Linked DNA regions of Homo sapiens: all the other regions are linked to region 2. A link is an interaction called in ENCODE POLR2A ChIA-PET data of the cell type or tissue named here. Cell type or tissue: HepG2. All regions are shown on one strand. Each heading gives the region's core, and the rest is flanking DNA. Links, peaks and the distances in the headings are about the cores only.

What was found. ChIA-PET counts read pairs that join two places held together with the same protein. Peaks named below come from ENCODE experiments on the same cell type or tissue, not always from the same donor. Only the 100,000 strongest peaks of a DNase experiment are listed, where the experiment ranks them.
Region 1: POLR2A ChIA-PET joins it to region 2 with 13 read pairs; 12 of 35 experiments call an interaction of 5 or more read pairs at or near these places.
Region 3: POLR2A ChIA-PET joins it to region 2 with 11 read pairs; 22 of 35 experiments call an interaction of 5 or more read pairs at or near these places.

Annotation. Positions count from the first base shown.
Region 1 is chr18:12,930,349-12,938,440 of GRCh38, forward strand. No RefSeq gene overlaps it. Among named protein-coding and RNA genes, the nearest start is that of SEH1L, 14 kb to the right of the region's middle. RefSeq lists a silencer at 2,922-3,216. In HepG2, for the core only: a CTCF peak has its summit at 4,314 (motif pointing left); DNase peaks (open chromatin) are centred at 3,213 and 4,313.
Region 2 is chr18:12,727,857-12,735,656 of GRCh38, forward strand. No RefSeq gene overlaps it. Among named protein-coding and RNA genes, the nearest start is that of LINC01882, 18 kb to the right of the region's middle. RefSeq lists a silencer at 6,476-6,642. In HepG2, for the core only: no CTCF peak of the experiment used is centred there; a DNase peak (open chromatin) is centred at 2,525; H3K4me3 peaks cover 2,048 bases.
Region 3 is chr18:12,886,853-12,894,944 of GRCh38, forward strand. No RefSeq gene overlaps it. Among named protein-coding and RNA genes, the nearest start is that of PTPN2, 6.7 kb to the left of the region's middle. In HepG2, for the core only: a CTCF peak has its summit at 3,837; a DNase peak (open chromatin) is centred at 3,839.

The DNA.
Region 1 (8,092 bases), core at 1,281-6,280, 200 kb after region 2:
TCTCTATTTACAAAAGTAATAATGATGACAATGCTGGGTCCTGCTCCCAGAGATTCTCATTCAGTTAATCTGGGGCAGATCCTGGGCAAGAGGATCTTCAAAAGTTTTCCACAGGATTCCAAGGGAAAGTAAAGCTGAAGACCACTGTGCCAGGCCAGCACAGTTCTCAGGGGGAGGGGAGACCAACAGAGCATCCGTCATGAGAATCAATGGCTTGCTGTGTAACAGATGGCCACGCACTTCGCTTAAAACAACTCAAATTTGTTCTTACAGTTCTAGAGATCAGAAGTTTAAAATTAGTCTTAAGGAGGCCCCTGGAGAATATCCATTCTGCTTTAGTCTATTTGGGCTACTATAACAAAATACCACAAATTGGGTGGCTTCTAAACAACAGAAATGTATTTCTCATAGTGTGGAGGCTGGGAAGTCCAAGATCAAGATGGATTTGGTGTCTGGTAAGGGCTCATCTTCTCACTGGAAGGGGCAAGCTAGCTCTTTTGGTGGATCTCTTTTACAGGGATGCCAATTTCAATCATGAGGGTCCACCGTCAAAACCTAATCACCTCCCCAAGACCCCACCTCCCAATATCATCACCTTGGGGGTTAGAATGAAACACATGAATTTGGGGAGACACAAACATTCAGACCATAGCACCTGCCCTGCCCCTTCCAGCTTCCAGGGCTGTCTATTTGCTCTGGAAAGAGCGACTCTATCTTCCAAGCAACTGCCCTTTGTTGTAAGCAGTGTAAGCAAACTGCCCTTTGCTTTGGAGAAAGACACTATTGTTTGTCTTCCAAGGCTGTTCATTTCACCAACATTCTTGAAAAGGTAACCCAGAACAAAGGGAAGCCAGTGTCCCACTGCAAGACATGGCCGCATCACTCCAATCACATCACCTCCTCTGACACTGACCCTCCTGCAACCCCCTTACAAGGACTGTTCCGTCACACTGAGCCCACCCAAATAAGCCACGACCATCTCCCCATCTCAAGGCTCTTAACTTGCTCACATTTGCAGAGGTCCTTTACCATGTAAAGTAACCTATTCACAGGTCCTGGGGATTGGGACATGGACATACTTGAGGGGCCATTATTCAGCCACCATACTGTGATGCTCAAAATGAACTTGGTTGAGATGTCAGAGCGAGGACTAAATCTCCACCTAGAATATTGGAACCCAAAGGGCTCAGGAAGTTTCCAGCGCCATCTCAAACTATTTCTTAAGAGTGACCTACAAAAAAATTTCCATGTCTCCCTAGACTATAGCATTACACATCAGCTGTCCCAAATAAACGGGCCCTGGGGTAGTGGTCGCATTAACCGAAAACTATTTTCTTTCCCAGGTCCCAGGACAACAAGCCCCATTACAACATAAGAACTTGGGAACAGTAACTGCCCTTTGTGACAAGGGGAAGAGGACATGCAAACGTTAGTTACAATAGCAGTGAGGAGTACTGGTGGCGGCATGCATTCCTATTTCTCCCTTTACAGAAAGATTGAAGTGGATCCCAGCTGATTCTTACAAGTATGTTGGTAGGACTGATCGTGAAGCATTCTCTCTTCTTCTCTTTCTCTCTCCAAATATTTATAAGAACTTACTGTGTACCAGGCAAATAATGCTTGGGAAGACCCTGTGCTTCCTTCCCTACTCTCTCATTCTTCCAGTGTCTTCCAGAGGCAATTCCTGCAGTTCTTGCAGTGGTTGCCAGTTTCCTTGCTTATGGACTGCCAATTGCTCTCCTCTGCTTACAGGATGAAGTTCAGGGCCTCCAGTCTGGCACCTGGGGTCCCGTCTTGTCTGTGCAGTGTTCTCCCCCAGGACTCACAAAATGACTCTCACACCCCAGCAAAGTCCATCTAAATAGGAACACCTAGCCATTTTTTATTGTGTTGCTTAAATACTAAATTCTTGACATAAGGCATCATAAAGTTTCCTTCCTGCAGGTTATAGTGGAGGACGCTGAAGCTGCTGGACCCCAAGGTTGCTGCCATTGCCACCACGATGCACAACGGCCTGAGAACTTCTCTGGCCCAAGGGCTGCTTCCTGATGCCCAGCCGTGTCTGACTCTGCCTGGCTACAACGACTTCTTCTTGCCCAAACTCCAGAGACCCATCTGTTCTGTTACTTACCCGTCACCTAGGAATGGTTTGATCCCAGTCACCTGACAAACTTCTGGAAACTCAAATGCATCGCACTAGGAGAAGGTTGGATCCCTGAAACCCATCCGTGAAGGCCTGAGTAGTCCCAGGATCTCAGCTAAGAAACTACTGGACTAGGCCATCTCTGAGGTCCTTTCCTCCAGTGAAAGTCTGTAATTCTGTAATTTTACTCCAATTGTGTCCTTTCAATACATAATACAAATTATGGTGGGAAGAAAAGATCCCAGGGAAGTCAGCGAGGAAGACCCTCCCTTCCCTTATTCCAAGCCACTGCAGGCATCCCTGGCCTGCAACATATACTCTTCTTGGCAAGGCAATCCAAAATGCTCTCTGACCCCTTCACAGGAAAGAGATTGAGCCCTTCATCCCTGCCCCAACTGTTGCTGCTTGGACACTAAGAGAGAGGCTAGAATAGCAAGGGTTTCCCTCAACAGCAGGACTGTTGACCTAAGGTAGAAAGGTGGCTCTCCTGGGTTCCTGCCACCTGGCTCTGCCCTTCTCAGCACTGCTACTGCCTCTGCAAGAGCCTTCTCTCGCCTTCGACCTCAGTCAGAAAGGAAAACATGCACTCGGGGCTTCTTTTGGTTTAGATAGGCTCTCCCCTCCAGAGCACAGGAGTGAGGAGCAAAGGATGTCTGCATGACATTTTCTCCAGTGCTTGCTACGGGGAGACAAGAAGAACACCACTGCCCAAAAGTTCCAGAGGGGAATGCCACTCAAGGCCATGGGCCCCAGGCAGCCCGTTACTATGCAGATGGCAGCCTCCTGGTGCAGAGGACTGATGTGAATCCTCAGAAAGCCTAGAGGTGCCATTCTGCAGCCACCTTCTCCATTCTAGCAGCACATTTTTCTCCCCACCACACCTCCCAGAGGAAGAGGACCCTCCTCATCCTCTATACTCCTGTTGCCAGATGAGTCTCCCTGGGTGTTTCACATTTTTGCATGCCTTGCAGTCTTTGCATGTCTGCCTTCCCTTTGTTCTGGGTTACCTTTTCAACAATGTTGGTGAAATGAACAGCCTTGGAAGACAAACAATAGTGTCTTTCTCCAAAGCAATGGGCAGTTTGCTTACACTGCTTACAACAAAGGGCAGTTGCTTGGAAGATAGAAAGAGCAGCTCTTTCCAGAGCAAATGGGTAGGCAGGCTTACTGCCCATTGTCAAACATTCAGGGTCCCCAAGCTCAGAGATTGTCATGAATTGCAAGCCACTGCTTGTGCAGGTGTCATCCGGCCCCACATGCTAGGACTTAGGGCAAGGAAATGTGGGTACTATGGCTATAGTGATTGTTGTAAATAATAACACGGCTTCTAGCTAGGCACAGTGGTTCATGCCTGTAGTCCCAGAACTTTGGGGGTGCTGAGGCAGGAGGATCGCTTGAGCCCAGGAATTTGAGGCTGCAGTGAGCGATGATTGCATCACTGCACTCCAGCCTGGGCAACAGAGTGAGACCCTGTCTATAAAAAAAAAAAATACATAACACAGCTCCTGCCAGTATCCATATCCACTAGTCTGTGACGGCGCAACGCATTAGCTGGCAAGTAAAGTACCAGACCCCTCCAGGGCGTTGACACTCCCTAGTGCTGGGCTGAGGGCACATCAGCCCCTCTCCTCTCCCCCTGCCACAGCTTACTTCTGTGAAGGCCTCTCGTGTCCTGAGCACTTCAATTTTATTTTATTTTATTATTATTATTATTTCTGAGACAGAGTCTCACTCTGTCGCCCAGGCTGGAGTGCAGTGGCGTGATCTTGGCTCACTGCACCCACCGCTTCCAGGGCTCAAGCAATTCTCCTGCCTCAGCCTCCCGAGTAGCTGGGATTACAGGTGATCACCACCACACCCAGCTAATTTTTGTATTTTTAGTAGAGACGGGGTCTCGCCGTGTTGGCCAGGCTAGTCGCGAACTCCTGACCTTAAGTCATCTGCCTGCCTCAGCCTCCCAAACTGCTGGTAAAGGCATGAGCCACCGCGCCCGGCCAAATTTTATCAACTCAATTAACATCAAATTTAGAAATGTAAAGATTTTATTTCCAGTTTGACGATAAGCTGCCTGCCCTGTGACAGACCACTGAAAAATTCAGCTGTGGCTGACACCTAGGAATTTGCAGTTACAGGACGTTTCCAAGTTCCATATGCGATGTCATAGTGCCGCCTGCTGGCTCCTGTCTCACAGGAATGCTACACATGCAGACGGTGGGTCTGACCCCGCAGCTCACACACAGTTCACGGATGAACCTGAGGAAAGTAGGAATGAAGCTCACAAATGTCATGTAGAACAAAAGGAGCTGGGTAGGAAAAGTATAGATTGTGTAATTTCATGTACAGGAAGCACAAAACAAGTGAAACTTCACAAAACAAGTGAAACTAACTGTACCAGTCAAGGTTTCGCAGAGAACTAATGGGAGATCTATGGATATATTTTAAAGGAATTTATTTAAGGGAATTGGCTCATGTGATTGTGGGGCCTGGCTGGTCTATAATCTGTAGGGCAGGTCAGCAAACCAGAAAAAGTCTGGTAGGATTTCTGTGTTACAGACTTGAGGCAGAATTCCTTCTTTTTCCCTGCTCTCTTGAGAGTCTTTGCTCTCAAGTCCTTCAACTGAATGGGTGAGGCTCACTCTCATTATTGAGGGTAATCTCCTTAAAGTCAATGGATTGTAGATATTAATCATACCTACAAAATATCTTCACAGCAACTTCTAGACCTAGTGTTTGAGCAAACAACTGGGCACCATAGCTTAACCACAGTGACACATAAAATTAACTACTGCAGGCTGGGCGCGGTGGCTCACGCCTGTAATCCCAGCACTTTGGGAGGCCGAGGTGGGTGGATCACGAGGTCAAGAGATCAAGACTATCCTGGCCAACATGGTGAAACCCTGTCTCTACTAAAAATACAAAAATTAGCTGGGTGTGGTGGCGCGCACTTTAGTCTCAGCTACTTAGGAGGCTGAGGCAGGAGAATCACTTGAGCCTGGGAGGCTGAGGTTGCAGTGAGCCGAGATCACACCTCTGCACTCCAGCCTGACAACAGAGTAAGACCCTGTCTCAAATAAATAAATAAATAAATAAAATTAACTACTGCAGTCAACTGTTTGTCAACGTGGCACCTCTACATATCTCCTTAAACTATACTTAATCTCCAGATAACAGCAAAATCATACTTGCACCTCACCTGATTCAACTATCTTGGGTAAAACCAGAGACACACTAAACCTTCCCCAGAAGAGGACGTAGGGTTCTTGGGTCATGTTTACTCTTCTCTTTGGTATCCTGTAACTGAAATATTAAGATATGTCTTATGTAATATAAGGGAATAAGAGAGAGAAGAAGACAAATATATTTTCTAAACACACACACACACAACACATTTGTAACCAAATAAGGAAGAAATACTCGTAACAATTACAGTCCCCATTTTTGTAACTGGCCATGTGGTTTAGCTGGTATTTATAACCATCTGCTTCCACTACCCATTCCAGATTCCCTTTGCCCTCAGCAAGCACCTCAGCTGGTCATGGTTTGTCACCTGGTGGGGTGACCCAAACCTTCCTTCCTGAAGAGTTTGGACCATTTAGTAGTATGGCCTGAATTAGGTTGTTATAGTTTTCCATTGATCTGAATCACAGTGCAGAGTAACATTGAGATCTCCTGTACTCCAGATGCACTCTTACTTACCTCCGTCGGGGAGTAGCAGCCCAATTTTCCCTTGGTAGCCAGGACCAATCACCCCAGAAAACACAGCAGCTCCCTTCTTAGCCTGTTGACTCAGAAGCATGAGGAGCCCCAAGTGGCTGGGTGGCACGTTAACTGAGAGTTTGGTGGAATCACTGTTGTGTTTCCTGGTGGAAGCACTCTTCCCTTTGGAACTAAGACTTTTAGATCAGCAGAGCATTAGGTTACAGAACAGGAAGAAAACATTTTGCTAGTGGGTCAGTATAGGGGTAATAGTGAATGGTGCCAACTCCATTTCCATCCCTTGATTCCTGGACTTATGTATCATGGCTATTGGCGAAGCAGCACCCTATATTGGATGCTAACTTATATTTATTTATTTTGAGACAGGGTCTTGTTCTGTCACCCAAGCTGGAGTACAGTGGCATGATCAAGGCTCACTGCAGACTTGGCCTTCCGGGCCCAAGTGACCCTCCCATCTCAGCTTCCTGAGTAGCTGGGAGTACAGCTGCATGCCACCACGCCCAGCTAATTTTTAAACTTTTTTTTTTTTTTTTTTAAATAGAGACAGGGTCTTGCTATGTGTCTCAGGCTGGTTTCAAACTCCTGAGCTCAAGCGATCCCCCAACCTCAGCCTCCCAAAGTACTGGGATTACAGGCATGAGCCACCACCCCCAGCCCCTTGGGTGCTAATTCAGAGCATACACAACCTCCTGGAGAATATTGCCCCAGCCCTGCAAGGCATTACCACCTACCTGACACTGTATCTGAGTCTTCAAAACGCCGTTTCACTGTTCTGATCAAGGCACTCACTTCACAGCAAAAAAAAGTGCAGCAATGGGCACAGGCTCTTGGAAGTCACTGGTCTCACCATGTTCCCCACCATCCTGAAGCAGTAGGCAGATTAGAACAGTGAATAGAATAGAACGGGCTGAATAGGATAGAAGCAATGCTTTGTGGAACCTACCACAGTGGTGAATATGGCATTCTGTGGCTCCATGGATAAATTTTGGCAGAGGCATTGTGTACAGGGAAAGCAAATCCATATTCAGACTAAGTGTCCACCCCAGGAAGGACAAAATACCGACCTACCATGATGGAAGGAGTCCAATGTAACCAACATGCCACCTGTAGCTGGCTGATCATCCCGGGGAATGGTGCCATATTGGAGCCTCAGTGTTGGTCTCTACCACTGACAGATTGGGCACTCGGTGGTGGGTGTAGCCAGGTTGGCCTTAGTGGGTGGAAGTCCATATTGCTGAACCCATGTGTAACCTCCATCCTGACACCATGGCTGCTTTGTTCGTGAACTCACTGGGCATGACAGGGGTGGCTACGGAAAGAAACCGCCTCGCATCCACAGAACAGGTCATTCTATTCTATTATTAAAATTCTCCTCTGTAGATGTCACCGTTTGGTGGGCATTCATATGGAACACAAATATCTTCCATTTTTTGCTCATTCAGAGAGAGAGAGACATCAAATTTCCTTGTCACCAATTTCCAATAATGTTCCTTCTAAGTCCCTGACCATCAAGCAAAATCTCATAAGTGAATATACAATTATACCTCTTGCCATGTCTCCTTCCAAACAAAAACCACTGGATTCATTGCCCAAAGTTGGGGATTGCTCCCACTGGGAGGAATTCCCTTCACCACTGTTTCTTGGGGATGTCCCAGAAAGGGACTATTATGCTGTAGTTGTCCATATTGGGGTGCCTGCATATCATGCAGAACCACCTATGTGCCTGGTATATCTCGTCTCGTCTTCCTCAGTCAACTGATTGTAGGAAACTCTGTATGAGGCCATAGATAGGGGCGTGAACTGATAAGATTGTGTATCAGGACTAGAAGCCAAGGGCCCCACTCAGAGCTAGCAGCTTTTTGGGTCACTTGGTTGATGAGCTGGAGTGGCACACCCAAATGAAGAATGTCTTGCCTCCAAAATCCAAAAGGGCATTGTACCTCTTTTTTGGTTATAGGCGGAGCCAAATGCAACAACTTGTCTTTCATTTTGTAAGGAATATCTTGACATGCCCTACACCACTGGATCCCTAGAAATTTCACTGAGGGAGAAGGTCCCTGAATTTTAGTTGGATTTATTTACCATTCTCTGACATGCACATTTCTTACTAATAAGTCTAGAGCAGTTGCTGCATCTTGCTCATCAGGTCCAATCTGCATAATGTCATAAATGTACTAAACTGGTGTGATATCTTGTGGAAAAGAAAGGTGATCAAAATCCCTGAAGACTATA
Region 2 (7,800 bases), core at 1-5,000:
CACACATGTCATCCCAGCACTTGGGGAAGATTTCTTGAAGCCAGGAGTTTAAGACCAGCCTGGGCAAAAAAGTGAAGCCCCATCTCTAAAAATCAAAACAAACACTGTAACTATAAAAATATGTTAAAATATCTTAATGGGTACGCACTATGTAAAGGTGTAATTTGTGACATCAATAATTTTTTTTTTAGCTTTTGCACAGCAAAACAAACAGCAGAGTAAGCAGACAACCCACAGAGTGGGAGAAATTTGCAAACTATGCATCCGACAAAGGAATAATATCCAGAATCTATAAGGAACTCAAATGAGCAAGAAAAAAATAATCCCATTACAAAGTGGCAAAGAACATAAATAGACAATTCTCAAAAGAAGATATACAAGCAGCCAACGAACATGAAAAAATGCTCAACATCGCTAATCATCAGGGAGATGTTAAGACCGCAATGAGATATCACCTTACTCCTGCAAGAACGATCATAATTAAAAAGTCAAAAAAACAATAGATGTTGGTGTGAATGTGGTGAAAAGGGAACACTTCTACACTGCTGGTGGGAATGTAAATTAGTACAACCACTATGGGAAACAGTGCGGAGATTCCTTAAAGAACAAAAAGTAGAACACCATCTGATCCAGCAATCCCACTACAGGGTATATACCCAAAGGAAAATAAGTCATTATATGAAAAAGACACATGCACACACGTTTATAGCAGCACAATTCACAATTGCAAAGATATAGAACCAACCTAAGTGACCATCAACCAATGAGTGGATAAAGAAAATGTGGTATATTCATCGTGGAGTACTACTCTTCAGCCATAAAAAGGAATGAAATAATGTCTTTTGCAGCAACTTGGATGGAGCCAGAGGCCATTATTCTAAGTAAAGTAACTCAGAAATGGAAAACCAAATATTGTACCTCTCACAAGTGGGAGCTAAGCTATGAGGGCTCAAAGGCATAAGAATGATATAATGGACTTTAGCAGGCCAGGCACAGTGGCTCACACCTGTAACCCCAGCACTTTGGGATGTCAAGGTGGGTGGATCACTTGAGGCCAGGAGTTCGAGACCAGCCTGGCCAACATGGTGAAACCCTGTCTCTACAAAAAAAAAAAAATACAAAAATTAGCTGGATGTGGCGGCATGTGCTTGTAGTCCCACCTACTAGGGAGGGTGAGGCACAAGAATCACCCAGGAGGTGGAGGTTGCAGTGAGCCAAGATTGCACCACTGCACTCCAGCCTAGGCAACAAAACAAGACTCCATCTCAGGGTAAAAAAAAAAAAAAAGAATGATATAATGGACTTTGAGGACTTAGCCAGGGAGGTTTGGAGGGGGTGAGGAATAAAACACTACATGTTGATTATAACATAGACTGCTTGGGTGATGGGTACACTAAAATCTCAGAAATCACCACTGAAGAACTTATCCAGGTAACCAAAAACCACCTGTACCCCAAAAACCATTGAAATAAAAATTTTAAAAATAATTTTTTTAAGATGAGAGATCTTGCTATGTTGTCCAGGCTGGTTTTGAACTCCTGAGCTCAAGCCATCCTCCCACCTTGGCCTCCAAAAGTGCTGGGGTTACAGGCATGAGCCACTGCACCTGGCCCTACATCAATAATTTAAAAGTAGAGTTGTAAAAGTGGTTTTTGTATATGATTGAGTAAGTTGTTATCAGCTTAAAATAGATTATTACAAGTATAAGATGTCTCATGTAAGTCCCAGGATAACCACAAAGTAAATACCTATATTCTTTCAAAATTGAAGTCAATCCTCTGAAACCCTGCCGCTGCTTTGTCAACTAAGTTTATGGAATATCCCAAAATCCTTTGTTGTCATTTCAACAATGTACACAGCACCTTCACCAGGAGTAGATTCCATCTCAAGAAACCACTTTCTTTGCTCATCCATAAGAAGCCACTCCTGATCTCTTCAAGTTTTATCATGAGATTGCAGCAATTTATTCACATCTTTAGGGTCCACTGTTAAATTTAGTTCTTTTGCTATTTCCATCTTGCAGTTACCTCTTTCACTGAAGTCTTGAACTGCTCAAAGTCATCCATGAACGTTGGAACTGACTTATCTTAATGTTGATATTTTGACCTCCTCCCATGAATCAAAATATACTTAGTGTCATCTAAAATGGAGAATCCTTTTCAGAAAGTTTTCAATTTACTTTGCCCAGATCCATCAGAGGAATCACTATTTATGGCAGCTATAACCTTAGGAAATGTATTTCTGAAATAAGACTTGAAAGCTGAGATTACTCCTTGATCCATGGGCTGCAGAATGGATGTTATATTAGCAGGCATGAAAACAACATTAATCTCCTTGCACATTTCCATCAGAGCTCTTGGGACCAGGTGTATTGTCAATGACTGGTGGTATTTTGAAAGGAATCTTTTTTTCTGAGCGGTAGGTCTCAACAGTGGGATTAAAATATTCAGTGAGTCATGCTCAAACAAATGTGCTGCCATTCAGGCTTTGATGTTCCACTGATAGAGCACAGGAAGAGGAGATTTAGCATAATTCTTAAGGGCCCTGGAATTTCTGGAATGGTAAATATTGGCTTCAGCTTAAAGTCACCAGCTGCATTAGCCCCTAACAAGTAAGCCAGCCTGTCCTTTGAAGCTTTGAAGCTAGGCATTGACTTCTGCTTTCTAGCTATGAAAGTCCTAGATGGCCTCTTCTTCTGATAGAAGAATGTTTCATCTACATTGAAAATCTGTTTTTTGTTTTGTTTTGTTTGAGACAGAATCTTGCTCTGTCGCCCAGGCTGGAGTGCAGTGGCGCGATCTCGGCTCACTGCAAGCTCCGCCTACCAAGTTCACGCCATTCTCCTGCCTCAGCCTCCGGAGTAGCTGGGACTAGCCTACAGGCGTCCGCCACCACGCCGGGCTAATTTTTTTGTATTTTTAGTAGAGACGGGGTTTCACTGTGTTAGCCAGGATGGTCTCTATCTCCTGACCTCGTGATCCGCCCGCCTCGGCCTCCCAAAGTGCTGGGATTACAGGCGTGAGCCACAGCACTGGGACGAAAATCTGTTGTTTTGTGTAGCCGCCTTCACCAATTAGCTGGATCTTCTGGATAACTTGCTGCAGCTTCTATATCAGTACTTGCTGCTTTACCCTGCATGTTTACGGTATGAAGACAGCTGTTTTTTCTTAAATCTCATAAACCTACCTCTGCTAGCTTCCAGCTTTTCTTCTGCAGCTTCCTCACCTGTCTCAGACTTCACAGAATTGAAAAAGAGGTACAGCCTTGCTCTGGGGTAGGCTTTTGCTTCAGAAAATGTTGTGGATGGTTTGCTCTTCTATTCAGACCACTAAACTCTCCACATCAGCAATGAGGAGGCTGTTTTGCTATCATTTGCGTTCACTGGAGTAGCACTTTTTTTGTTTTTGTTTTTGAGACAGAGTCTCACTTTGTTGCCCAGGCTGGAGTGCAGTGGCACAATCTTGGATCATGGCAACCTCTGCCTCCCGGGTTCAATCGATTCTCCCACCTCAGCCTCCTGAGTAGCTGGGACTGCAGGCATGCACCACCACGCCCAGCTAATTTTTTTTGTATTTTCAGTAGAGATGCGGTTCGGCCATTTTAGCCAGGCTGTTCTTGAAATCCTGACCTCAGATGATCCTCCCGCCTCGGCCTCCCAAAGTGCTGGGATTACAGGCATGAGCCACCGTGCCCGGCCTGGAGTAGCACTTTTAATTTCCTTCAAAAACTTTTTCTTTGCCTTCACAACTTGGCTAGCTGTTTGATAGAAGAGGCTTAGTTTTGGGCCTATCTGAGCTTTTGAATGCCTTCCTCAATAAGCTTAATCATTTTTAGCTTTTGATTCAAAGTGAGAGACTTGTGACTCTTCCTTTCACTTGAACACTTAGAGGCCACTGTAGGGTTATTAATAGGCCTCATTTCAATATTGTTGTATCTCAGGAAATAGGGAGGCCCAAGGAGAGGGAAAGAAAAGGGAGAACAAATGGCTGGTTGGTGGCGCAGTCAGAACACACACATTTATCAGTTAAGTTCTTTATCTTACATGGGTGCAATTTGCGGTGCTCCAAACCAATTACAACAAGTAACATCAAAGATCACTGATCACAGATTACCATAACATATAATAATAATGGGAAAGTTTGAAATATCTTGAGAATTACCAAGATGTGACACAGAGACCCAAAGTAAGTACATGGTGTTGAAAAAAACGGCACAATAGAACTTTCTTGACACAGAATTGCCACAAAACTTCAGTTTGTGAAAAAGCACAATAGCTGTGAATAGCACAATAAAGTGAGGGGCAATACAATGAGGTGTGCCTGTACTAGCAACCCAAATTCAACAGTACATTAACAGGATCATATACCATGACCAAAAGCAATTCATCCCTGGATGTGAGGATGGTTCAACATATGGAAATGAATAAATGCACTACAACACCTTAACAGAAAAAGGACAAAGATCATATGTCAATTCACGCAGAACAAGCACTTGACAAAACTCAACTCCCTTCCAATGCAAAACAATCAATGAACTAGGACTCCAGGGAAATTACTTCAACCTTGGTAGTCAAGGTCATATATGAAATGCCCACAGCTAAAGTCATACTCAATGGTGAAAAACTGAACGCTTTCCATTCTTACCAATTTTATTCAATGTAGTTCTTAAGTCCTAGCCAGAGAAATATACAAGAAAAAGAAATAAAAATGCATCTAGATTGGAAAAGAAGCAAAATGTTGTCTGTTAGCAGAGGACATGAACTCATATGTAAAAAACCCTTAAAATTCCATGAAATGTTAAAACTAATAAATGAATTCAGCAAAATTGCAGGATACAAAATCAACATTCCAGCATCAGTTGTGTTTCTGTACACAATGAACAATCCAATAAATAAATAAAGAACATCCCGTTTACAATAGCATAAAAGAGAATAAAATAAGTTGGGCATGGCGGCTCATACCTGTAATCCCAGCACTTTGGGAGGCCAAGGCAGGCAGATCATGAGGTCAAGAGATTGAGACCATCCTGGCCAACATGGTGAAACCCCATCTCTACTAAAAATACAAAGTTAACTGGGCGTGGTGGCGCGAGCCTGTAGTCCCAGCTATTTGGGAGGCTGGGGCAGAAGAACCGCTTGAACCGGAGAGGCAGAGGTTGCAGTGTCCGAGATCACGCCACTGCACTCCAGCCTGGTGACAGAGCGAGACTCCGTCTCAAAAAACAAAAAAAAACAAAAAAAAAAGAGAGAATAAAATAGTAATAAACTAAACCAAGGAGGCAAAAGAGTTATATAATGAAAATGATAAGACATTGCTGAAAGAGATTAAAGAAGACACAAATAAATAGAAATACATCTCATGTTCATGGATTGGAAGACTTAGTATTGATAAGCTGTCCATACTACCTGAAGCAGTCTACAGATTCAACGCAATCTGTATCAAAATCTCAATGGCTTTTTTTTTTGCAGACACAGAAAAAAAATCCTAAATTCATATTGAATCTAAAAGGACCCCAAATAACCTTGAAAAAGAACAAAGCTGGAGACCTCACGCTTCCTGATTTCAAAGCATATTACAATGTTAGAGTAATTGAAACAATATGGTACTGGCATAAAGACAGACATATAGACCAATGGAACAAAATACAGAGCCCAGAACAAAATACAAGGCATATTACAAAGCTATAGTAATTGAAACAATATGGAATTGGCATAAAGACAGACATATAGACCAATGGAACAAAATACAGAGCCCAGAAATAAACCCTCATGTTTACTGTCAAAGATCTTCAACTAAGATGCCAAGACTACACAATGAAGAAAGGATAGCTCTTCAACAAATGATGCCGCGAAAATTGCATATCCACGTAGGAAAGAAAAAAATGGGCCCTTAATCTACATCATATACAAAAATTAATTCAAAATGAATTAAAGACCTAAACCTAAGACCTGAAACTACGAAACTAAAAGAAAACATAGGGGAGAAACTTCATAACATTAGGAGAAGGGCAATGATTTCTTGGCTATGACACCAAAGGCACAGGTAACAAAATATAAAATAGACAAATGGGACTACATCAAAAACTTCTGCACAGCAAAGAAAACAACACAGTGAAAAAGAAACCTACAGAATGGGAGAAAATACTTGAAAATCATTTATCTGATAAAGGGCTAACATCCAGAATATATATTTTTAAATGTTCAAGGGATACCTCGTTTACCCTGATATTATTATTATACATTATATTCTCGTATCAAAATGCGAGTATCATATATATATATATATATATATATATATATATATATATATATATGCCTACTATGTACCCATAAAAATTAAAAATTTTTTAAAAATGGGCTGGGCGGGGTGTCTCACACCTGTAATCCCAGCACTTTGGGAGGCCGAGGCAGGCGGATCACCTGAGGTCAGGAGTTCAAGACCAGCCTGGCCAACATGGCAAAACCCTGTATTTACTGAAAATACAAAACTTAGCAGGGCATGGTGGCACGTGCTTGTAATCCAAGCTACTTGGGAGGCTGAGGCACGAGGACTGCTTGAACCCAGGAGGTGGATGTTGCAATGAGCTGAGATCATGCCACTGTACTCCCGCCTGGGCAGCAGCATGAGGCTCCATCTGAAAATAAATAAATAAAACTAGGCCAGGAACGGTGACTCATGCCTGTAATCCCAGCACTTTGGGAGGCCGAGGCGGGCGGATCACCTGAGGTCAGGAGTTCGAGACCAGCCCGGCCAATATGGCGAAGCCCCGTTTCTACTAAAAGTACAAAAATTAGCTGGACGTGGTCGTGGGCGCCTATAATCCCAGCTACTCAGGAGGCTGAGGCAGGAGAATCATTTGAACCCAAGAGGTGGAGGTTGCAGTGAGCTGAGATCACACCACTGCACTCCAGCTTGGGCAGCAGAGCGAGACTCTGTCTCAAAATTAAATAAATAAATAAACAAAAATAAAAATATGGGCAAAGAATAGACATTTCTTCAATGAAGATATACAAGTGAGCAAGTGTATGAAAAGGTGCTCAACATCTCTAATCATCAGAGAAATGCAAACTAAAACCACATGTAGTCTGTAATCCCAGCATTTTGGGAGGCCGAGGCGGGAGGATTACAGGAATTCAAGACCAGGCTGGCCAACATGGTGAAACCCCATCTCTACTAAAAACACAAAAATTAACTAGGCGTGGTGGCATACCCCTGTAGTCCCAGCTACTTGGGCGGCTGGGGCAGAAGAATCACTTGAGCCTGGAGGCGGAGGTTGCAGTGAGCTGAGATTGCACCACTGCACTCCAGCCTGGGTGACAGAATGAGACTCCATCTCACAAAACAAAACAAAACAAAACAGGCCGGCACAGTGCCTCATGCCTGTAATCCCAGCACTGTGGGAGGCCAAGGTGGGCAGATCACCTGAGGTTAGGAGTTCGAGAGCAGCCTGGCCAACATAATAAAACCCCGTCTCTACTTAAAAAATGCACAAATTAGCTGGGCATGGTGGTGTGCACCTGTAATCCTAGTTACTCAGGAGGCTGGAGAATCACTTGAACCCGGGAGGTGGAGGTTGCAGTGAGCCGAGATCGCACCACTACACTCCAGCCTGGGCAACCGAGTGAGACTCCATCTCAAAAACAAAACAAAACAAACCACGTGAGGTATCACCTCATACCCATTAGGTTGGCCATTATTAAAAGAAAAAAATACAAGCATTGATGAAGACGTGGAGAAACTTGAACTCTTGGACACTTTTGGTGGGACTGTAAAATGGTGCACTTGCTATGGACAACAATAT
Region 3 (8,092 bases), core at 1,041-6,040, 160 kb after region 2:
TGACACAGTTGCAGCTATTTCATTATAGCAGCACAAACAGACTACCCTTATAGCTAGAACTTCAGAGGCACAAGCATATCAAAATACAGCCTAAAAGCCTGGTGTCTACAAGAGCTGTACATTTATAGAGCTGGGCAGACATTTGTTATACAAATTCAGATTGTACAGATTACAGTGAGAATGAACTTCAGTTAAATATATGTAGTTTTTAATAAACTTTTAATTGAAATATACACAAAAATGCACACAAATCACAAGTGCATAGCTCAGGGAGTTTTTACAGAGTGAACATAGCTGTCTATCAATACTCAGGCCAAGAACAGGAAATTTATCTCTCCTCCAGAAAGCCCCTGGAGCGCCATCCTAAATCCTCCCCCTTGAGTAACCAGCCCCAAGCCCTCTAACACCGTAGATTAGTTTTGCCTTTTTTGAACTTTGTTTAATTATATAATATGTGCTTTTTAATGTCTGACTGCTTTTGCTCAAGTTAGTGAGAGTCATCCACGTTGTAGGAATAGTTTGTTCATTCTTGCTGCTAAATAGCATATGATTGTTTGAGTCTACTACCATTTATTTGTTCTGAATTTGGTTGTTTCCAGTTTGGCCTTCTCATGAAGAGAACCATTAAGGACATGTTTGTCCTTGTCTTTTGGTAGACATACACTCATTTCTTGTGGGCATATGTCTAGGAGTGGGATTGCTGGATTGCAGTGTATCTATATGTTCATCATACACTGCTGAACAGTTTTCTGAGTGATTGCACCCGCACTTGAGCTTGGACACAGGATAAGGATGGCCACTATCATCACTTCTGTTCTATACTGTATAGTTATAGCAACAAGTGAGGAAAATTAAGAAGTGGTATAATGATTGGAAAGGATGAAACAAAGTTGATATTATAGCCAATATATTGTACACATAGAAAATCCAAAGTAATCTACAGGTCAACTATTAGATTAATAAGTGAATTTAGGCTAGGTGCAGTGGCTCACACCTGTAATCCGAGCACTTTGGGAAGTCAAAGTGGGAGGATCACTTGAGGCCAGTAGTTGGAGACCAGCCTGGGTAACATAGTGAGACTCCATCTCTAAAAATAAAAAAATTAGAAAAAAAAATTGAATTTAGAGATGTCTTTGAAAACAAAGTCAATATAAGAAAAAGCAGTTGTATTTTTTTTTTTTTTTTTGATGGAGTCACTCTGTCGCCCAGGCTGGAGTGCAGCGGTGCAATCTCAGCTCATTGCAACCTCTGCCTCCTGGGTTCACGCCATTCTCCCGCCTCAGCCTCCCAAGTAGTTGGGAATACAGGTGCCCGCCACCACGCCTGGCTAATTTTTTAGTAGAGATGGGGTTTCACCGTGTTAGCCAGTATAGTCTTGATCTCCTGACCTCGTGATCCGCCCACCTTGGCCTCCCAAAGTGCTGGGATTACAGGTGTGAGCCACTGCGCCCGGCAGAAAAAGCAGTTGTATTTCTACATAGCAACAGCAACTAGAAAATTTTTAAACATTGGAATATAAACTATTCCGAAAAATTCTTAACAAAAGATTAGCAAAACCTCTAGTCTGAAAACCACAACATATCACTCAGAGGAATGAAAGAAGAGCTAAATAAATGGAAGGATATACGATGTAATGTCTTGGAAACTTTAGTATTGTAAAGTTGCCAGTGCTTCTCAAAGTCATGTATGAATTCAGTGCAATCTCAATCAAAATCTCACCATATTTTTGTAGTGGAAATTGACAAGCTGATGCTACCATTTACAAATAAAAATGCAAGGGGCCAAGAATAGCCAAAATAATCTTAAGGAAGAAGAAAATGGAAGTTTTACCTCACCAGATAATAAGATTTACTCTAAAGCTACGATAATTAAAACAGCGTGTTCTTAGTGTGAAGATAGACAAATAGAAGAATGGAACAGAATAGAGTCTAAAGAAGAACTCAAGGGCCAAAAGTAGCCAAGAAGAACAGATCTGGAAGACATTATCCCTCCAGATATCAAGATCTCTTATAAAGATATGTGGTATCGACGCAAGGAAAGGCAAGCTGACCAAGGCAAGCTGACCAGTGGAACTAAACAAAGTCCAGAAACAGGTTCACACATATAGTCATCCGGTGTGTATCTTTGTGTGTGTGTATTTCACAAAGGCTTAAAGTAATGTGTCTTCAATAAATGGTGCTACATCCAAAAGAGCATAACTATATGTTTCCATTTTATATGAAGTTCAAAAATAGACAACAGAATAGTGATTACCTCTGGAGGCAGCTGGGGGCTGCCTCTGGTAGGGTGGGGGTGTTGCCTGGGAAGAAGCATGAGAGAATCTTCAGGGGTCCTGGAAATATTCCATATCTTGATTTGGTTGGTGGTACACTGTTGTGTATAATATACACGTATTTGTACATGTGTGTATAAAATGTCATTGAGCTCCACATTTAAGATTTTTTGGACTTTATTATATGTATGCTAACCTCAATAAAACTAAAAAATTCCTCACTCGAGTGAAAACTTTTTTAATTTAAATAAAAATAAACGGTATTTCATTTAGAAATGGAAACCAGGCACATTATCTTACACAGTATTTCATAAACTACCATCACCTAGTGAATATAGCAAAAGACTGTATATGGCTTCAAAGCCACATAATGCACCTAAATTCTCTAAAATTGCCAGCAATTACAAAGTGATAGATATGAGCCACATAGGATCAAGATGGGGATTCACTCATTCCATATTTTGGAGCCACAAAGTATATCTGCTGCCTAGGTTTGGACCAAATGCAATTAATGTATCAAACAAAAAATCCTAATATTTATTCAGCTTCATCCACAGCCTCCAAAAATGGTTTTAGTAAAAGACCAAATAAATTACGGTTTTTAAAAAAACTTTCGGGGCTGGGCGCGGTGGCTCACGCCTGTAATCCCAGCACTTTGGGAGGCCGAGACGGGCGGATCACGAGGTCAGGAGATCGAGACCATCCTGGCTAACACGGTGAAACCCCGTCTCTACTAAAAATACAAAAAATTAGCCGGGCGTGGTGGTGGGCGCCTGTAGTCCCAGCTACTGGGGAGGCTGAGGCAGGAGAATGGCGTGAACCCAGGAGGCGGAGCTCGCAGTGAGCCGAGATGGCGCCACTGCACTCCAGCCTGGGCGAAAGAGCGAGACTCCGTCTCAAAAAAAAAAAAAAAAAAAAAAATTTCAGGCTCTGTGTGGTGGCTCACACCTATAATTGCAGCACTCTGTGGGACCAAGGTGAGTGAGTCAGCCTGGCCGACATGATGAAACCTAGTCTCTACTAAAAATATAAAAATAAGCTGGGCGTAGTCACGCGTGCCTATAATCCCAGTGACTCAGGAGACTGAGGCAGGAGAATCGCTCAAACCTGAGAGGCAGAGGTTGCCGTGAGCCAAGATTGCGCCACTGCACTCCAGCCTGGGCAACACAGTAAGATTCCGTCTCAAAAAAAAAGCTGGGTGTGGTGGCACATGCCTGTAATCTCAGCTACTCAGGAGGCTAGGCAAGACAATTGCTTGAGCCTGGGAGGCAGAGGTTGCAGTGAACCAAGACGGCGCCTGTTGCACTCCACCCTGGGTGACAGAGTGAGACTCTGTCTCAAAAAAAAAAAAAACTTCCAAAAATAACTACCTAACCCAACTACACAGAATATGTGGTAGGCCTTCCAATGAACTATCATAGTCCCTAAATATGTCAGTTATCAATTTATTGACATTAAGCTCAAGGCTTCCTTTTTCACCTTCTCTATGAGAATGGATCTGGGCCCTTTAAATATTTTTCCTTTGCCAGCTGACACAGTGTTAAGCTTTGTCAGTAGGGGGAGTGGAGAGACACTTAAGGAGAAAGGGCTTGCTGGGAACCGCACAGGGGAACTGTGCTTGCTGGGCTGACTCCAGTGACCAGCAGCCTCCCCCAGCACCTTGCTCCTGGGGGTGCGTCTGTAGCAGAGTACCTCCCGTGAGACATCTCCCCGTGAGCAACTTTCCCATACACCCAGAGGGCAATAGAGTAGATTGAATGGGGGCCTCTCAAAAATGTGTCTGCCTGGAACCTGTGAATGTGACCTTCTATGAAAAAAGGGTATTTGCAGATTGAGCTACAAATCCTAAGATCAGATCATCTTGGATTATCAGGGTGAGCCCTAAATCCAATGACAACTGTCCTTCTAGGAGAAGGGCAGGGAGAGATTTGAGACAGGAAAGGGCCATATGAAGATGGAGGCAGAGGTTAGTCACTCAGCTACGGGGAACACCTGGAGCACCCAGAAGCTGGAAGAGGCAATGAAGGCTCCTCCCTGAACCCTTCCAAGGGAGCAGAGCCCTGCAGACACCTTGGTTTTGGACTTCTGGCCTCTAGAACTAAGTGAGGATAAATGGTGTTGTCTTAAGCCACCAAGTCCATGGTCATTTGATATGGCAGCCAGCTGTACAAGGTTTCCAGCTAGTTCCACAAATGCACCCCCACAGGGAGGGCTCTCCATGCAGCGGGCTAGAGGCACGCCTTCTCTAAGAAGATCTGGGACTCCTTAGAGTTTCATCCCTCAGCTTCTCAATGAAAAAAAATCCTTAAGCTTCTCAATGAAAAAACTTTTGAATGGAAGTACCTTAAAATTAAGGATTTCTGTTCATCAAATGACAGCATTAAGGAAAAGGGTGAACTGCAGAGTAGACGTTTTGCAGTGAATACTTCCCCAAAAGACTCAGGCCCAAAATAAAGAACGCCTACAAGTCAGTATGAGAAAGATAGCTTAATAGGAAAACGGGCAAGAGATTTTTGAGTAGGCATTTTGTGAAGAGGATATCCAAATGGCCAGTAAGCATATGAACCTTACCCTCATTAGTCACTAGAGAATGCCAGTTACTCCTATAATGAGATAATACCTCACCCCACCAGAGTGGCAGGAACTGGAAGCAGCTATAGGTCTTACACCTGCGGGGTGAATGAATGTTGACTGGGGGAGTGAGGAGTGTAACCGGGCCCTTTGAGATTTCAGCACCCCGCATTTTTAGTGGCTGAAACCATGAACATTCTGATCAGGCCCTTGCCTGCTTGCACATGTTAACTGCCCGCTTTCTGCCAATATCCCTTGCTCCCTCAATATAATGATAAACTGCTGATGTGCTGTTTCTTCACCAAGAGGAGAAGATAACTTCAAGGTCACAAAACATTTTTGCAGAGGGAATGGATGCTGTTAAGGATGTCATGACCGGCTGTTGATGCCCAGAAGTCTGGTTGTTCAAGGCACTATCTGAGACTGAAGAAACACAGACTTTCCCATCGGTTCCCTGAAACTCCCCCTCCCTTTTGTCTAGCTGCACAAAAACTCCCTGCTTCACCTTTTTGTTAAGACAGATTTGAGAGATCTTGCCCTCCTGCCCTCTTGCCTTGGTCAAATTGAATAAACCTTTCTCTATCTCCAAGCACCAGTGTCTCAGTGTTTGGCCCCAGCTGCTCATGGGGTACACAGGTCTGAGTTTGGGGTTCTACAATAGAAGTACAGTCCTAGCAAATCAAGCTGCATTGAACCATTCCAGAGGACAAAGGGTGGCATAAAAATCTGTTGGAAGAGAAGTTACCAGAGAGTGACAGATATATACTTTACCACGTTGTTAAGATAAATATCACAATTTTGCCTTGATTAGTCTTGGAAGAAAGAATAAATAATGGATAAAGGAAGATGAAAACTAGGTGACTTTGATCAGTATTCTAAAAATGATTCATGTGTCTTTTGTTGTTGTTTTAGAGACAGGATCTCATTCTGTCTCCCAGGCTGGGGTACAATGGTGCGATCATAGCTTACTGCAGACTCCAACTCTTGGGCTCAAGAGAGCCTCCCATCTCAGCCTCCAGAGCTGGGACTACAGGCATGTACCACGCCCGGCTAATTTTTAAATTTCTTTTGTAGAGATGGAGTCTCACTATGTTGCCCAGGCCAGTCTCAAATTCCTGGCTTCAAGTGATCCTCCTGCCTTGGCCTCCCAAAGCATTGGGATTACAGGTATGCGCCACCATGCCAGTCCCTAAAATGATTAGTTCTTGAGTACTTTGTTAGAACCATATTCCTTTGTATGTGTTAGATGGTTCTCAAGTCTCCTTAATTCTTGAAATCTAGAGCTTTTTATTTATTTTGATAATTTTGAGTCTGCATCCATCAGTGTCCCAGAGGATGTACAGTTGTGAAACCGTTGGCACACTAAGAAAGGTAATTAAAGAGAGTTTAAGGACAGAATGATTTACAGAGTTGTGGACAAGATTAGAAGAAATCTAAACACTCAGGGCTAAACACTCAGGGTTAACAACTGTGTGGAAATTCTACCAATCCATGGGTCTGAAGGTGCAGGGGACAGGAGCAGTTACCAAAACCCAGAGAGAGGGCAGGAGAGGGCTATCAGATGGGCAATGTGGCTTTCTGTGAAGGAGCACAGCCACAGCAGGCCCATGGCTTTGGCAGGAACACACACTGTATTCCTTTCCTACTGCTGCTGTGACAAATGACCCCAAGGAGTCCAGGGGCCCTGGCTCATATTCAACTAGTATGAGGGCTCATAGAAGTGAAACAGTGTTGAAGCAATTAAAGCTTCTCCAGCTCAGCTTATCACATCTGAATTCAAGACCTTGTCTATAGGCCAGGCGTGGTGGCTCACGCCTGTAGTCCCGGCACTTTGGGAGGCCGAGGCGAGTGGATAACCTGAGGTCAGGAGTTCGAGACCAGCCTGGCTAACATAATGAAATCCCATCCTACTAAAAATACAAAAATTAGCCGGGCTTGGTGGTACGCCCCTGTAATCCCAGCTACCCGGGAGGTTGAGGCAGGAGAATCGCTTGAACCTGGGAGGCGGAGGTCGCAGTGAGCCGAGATTGTGCCACTGTACTTCAGCCTGGGCAACAAGAGCGAAACTCCATCTCAAAAAAAAACACAAAAAAACCTTGTCTATAAAACTGTCTTCTTTCCCTGTTTTCCCTATCACAGCTAATGGCATCACTTATTCAACCAAGCTACAAACCTGGAAGTCATCTTCAACATCTCTCTATCCTTTATCTTCTGTGTCTAATGGGTCGCTGGTTTCTGTTGCTTCTTGCCTCCCAAGAAATCTCTCAAATCAATGCTCTGCTCTCTGTCTCCCCCTGCTGCTGCCTTAATAAAGATTTCATCCTCTTCCTGTCTCCTGCTCTATCCTGATGCTCGACCTTGGGTACCACCATTGGGTACCAGTATGGTGCCTGATTATAGTAGATGAAAAGTCAATGTGGCCGGGCACGGTGGCTCACGCCTGTAATCCCAGCACTTTGGGAGGCCGAGGTGGGCGGATCCCGAGGTCAGGAGATTGAGACCATCCTGGCTAACGTAGTGAAATCCCGCCTCTACTAAAAATACAAAAAATTAGCTGGGCGTGGTGGTGGGCACCTGTATTCCCAGCTACTCGGGAGGCTGAGGCAGGAGAATGGCGTGAACCCAGGAGGCGGAGCTTGCAGTGAGCCGAGATCGCGCCACTGCACTCCAGCCTGGGTGACAGAGCAAGGCTCCGTCTCAAAAAAAAAGAAAAGAAAAGAAAAGTCAATGTGATTGCAAGAATAACAGTGAATCTTTGTTGGACGTTCTATTGTTTCCAAATTTCCTATTACATAAAAATGTTGTAATATCTTTTTCAGACATAACTCGTCCCTTTTTTTTTTTTTTTTTTTTGATGGAGTTTCGCTCTTGTTGCCCAGGCTGGAGTGCAATGGTGCGATCTCGGCTCACCACAACCCTAGTCTCCCAGGTTCAAACGATTCTCCTGCTTCTGTCTCCTGAGTAGCTGGGGTTACAGGCATGCGCCACCACATCCGGCTAACTTTGTATTTTTAGTAGAGACGGGGTTTCTCCATGTTGGTCAGGCTGGTCTCGAACTCCCGACCTCAGGTGATCCGCCCGCCTCATCCTCTGAAAGTGCTGGGATTACAGGCGTGAGCCACCGCGCCCGGCCCACCTCTCTTCTTTTGAAGGACTTTTCCTTTGGATAAATACCCAGAAGTGTAATTATTGGTCCAAAAGTTTATTAGTTATCTCCATTTGGATTTGTCTAGAAGCAAACCCTGAGAT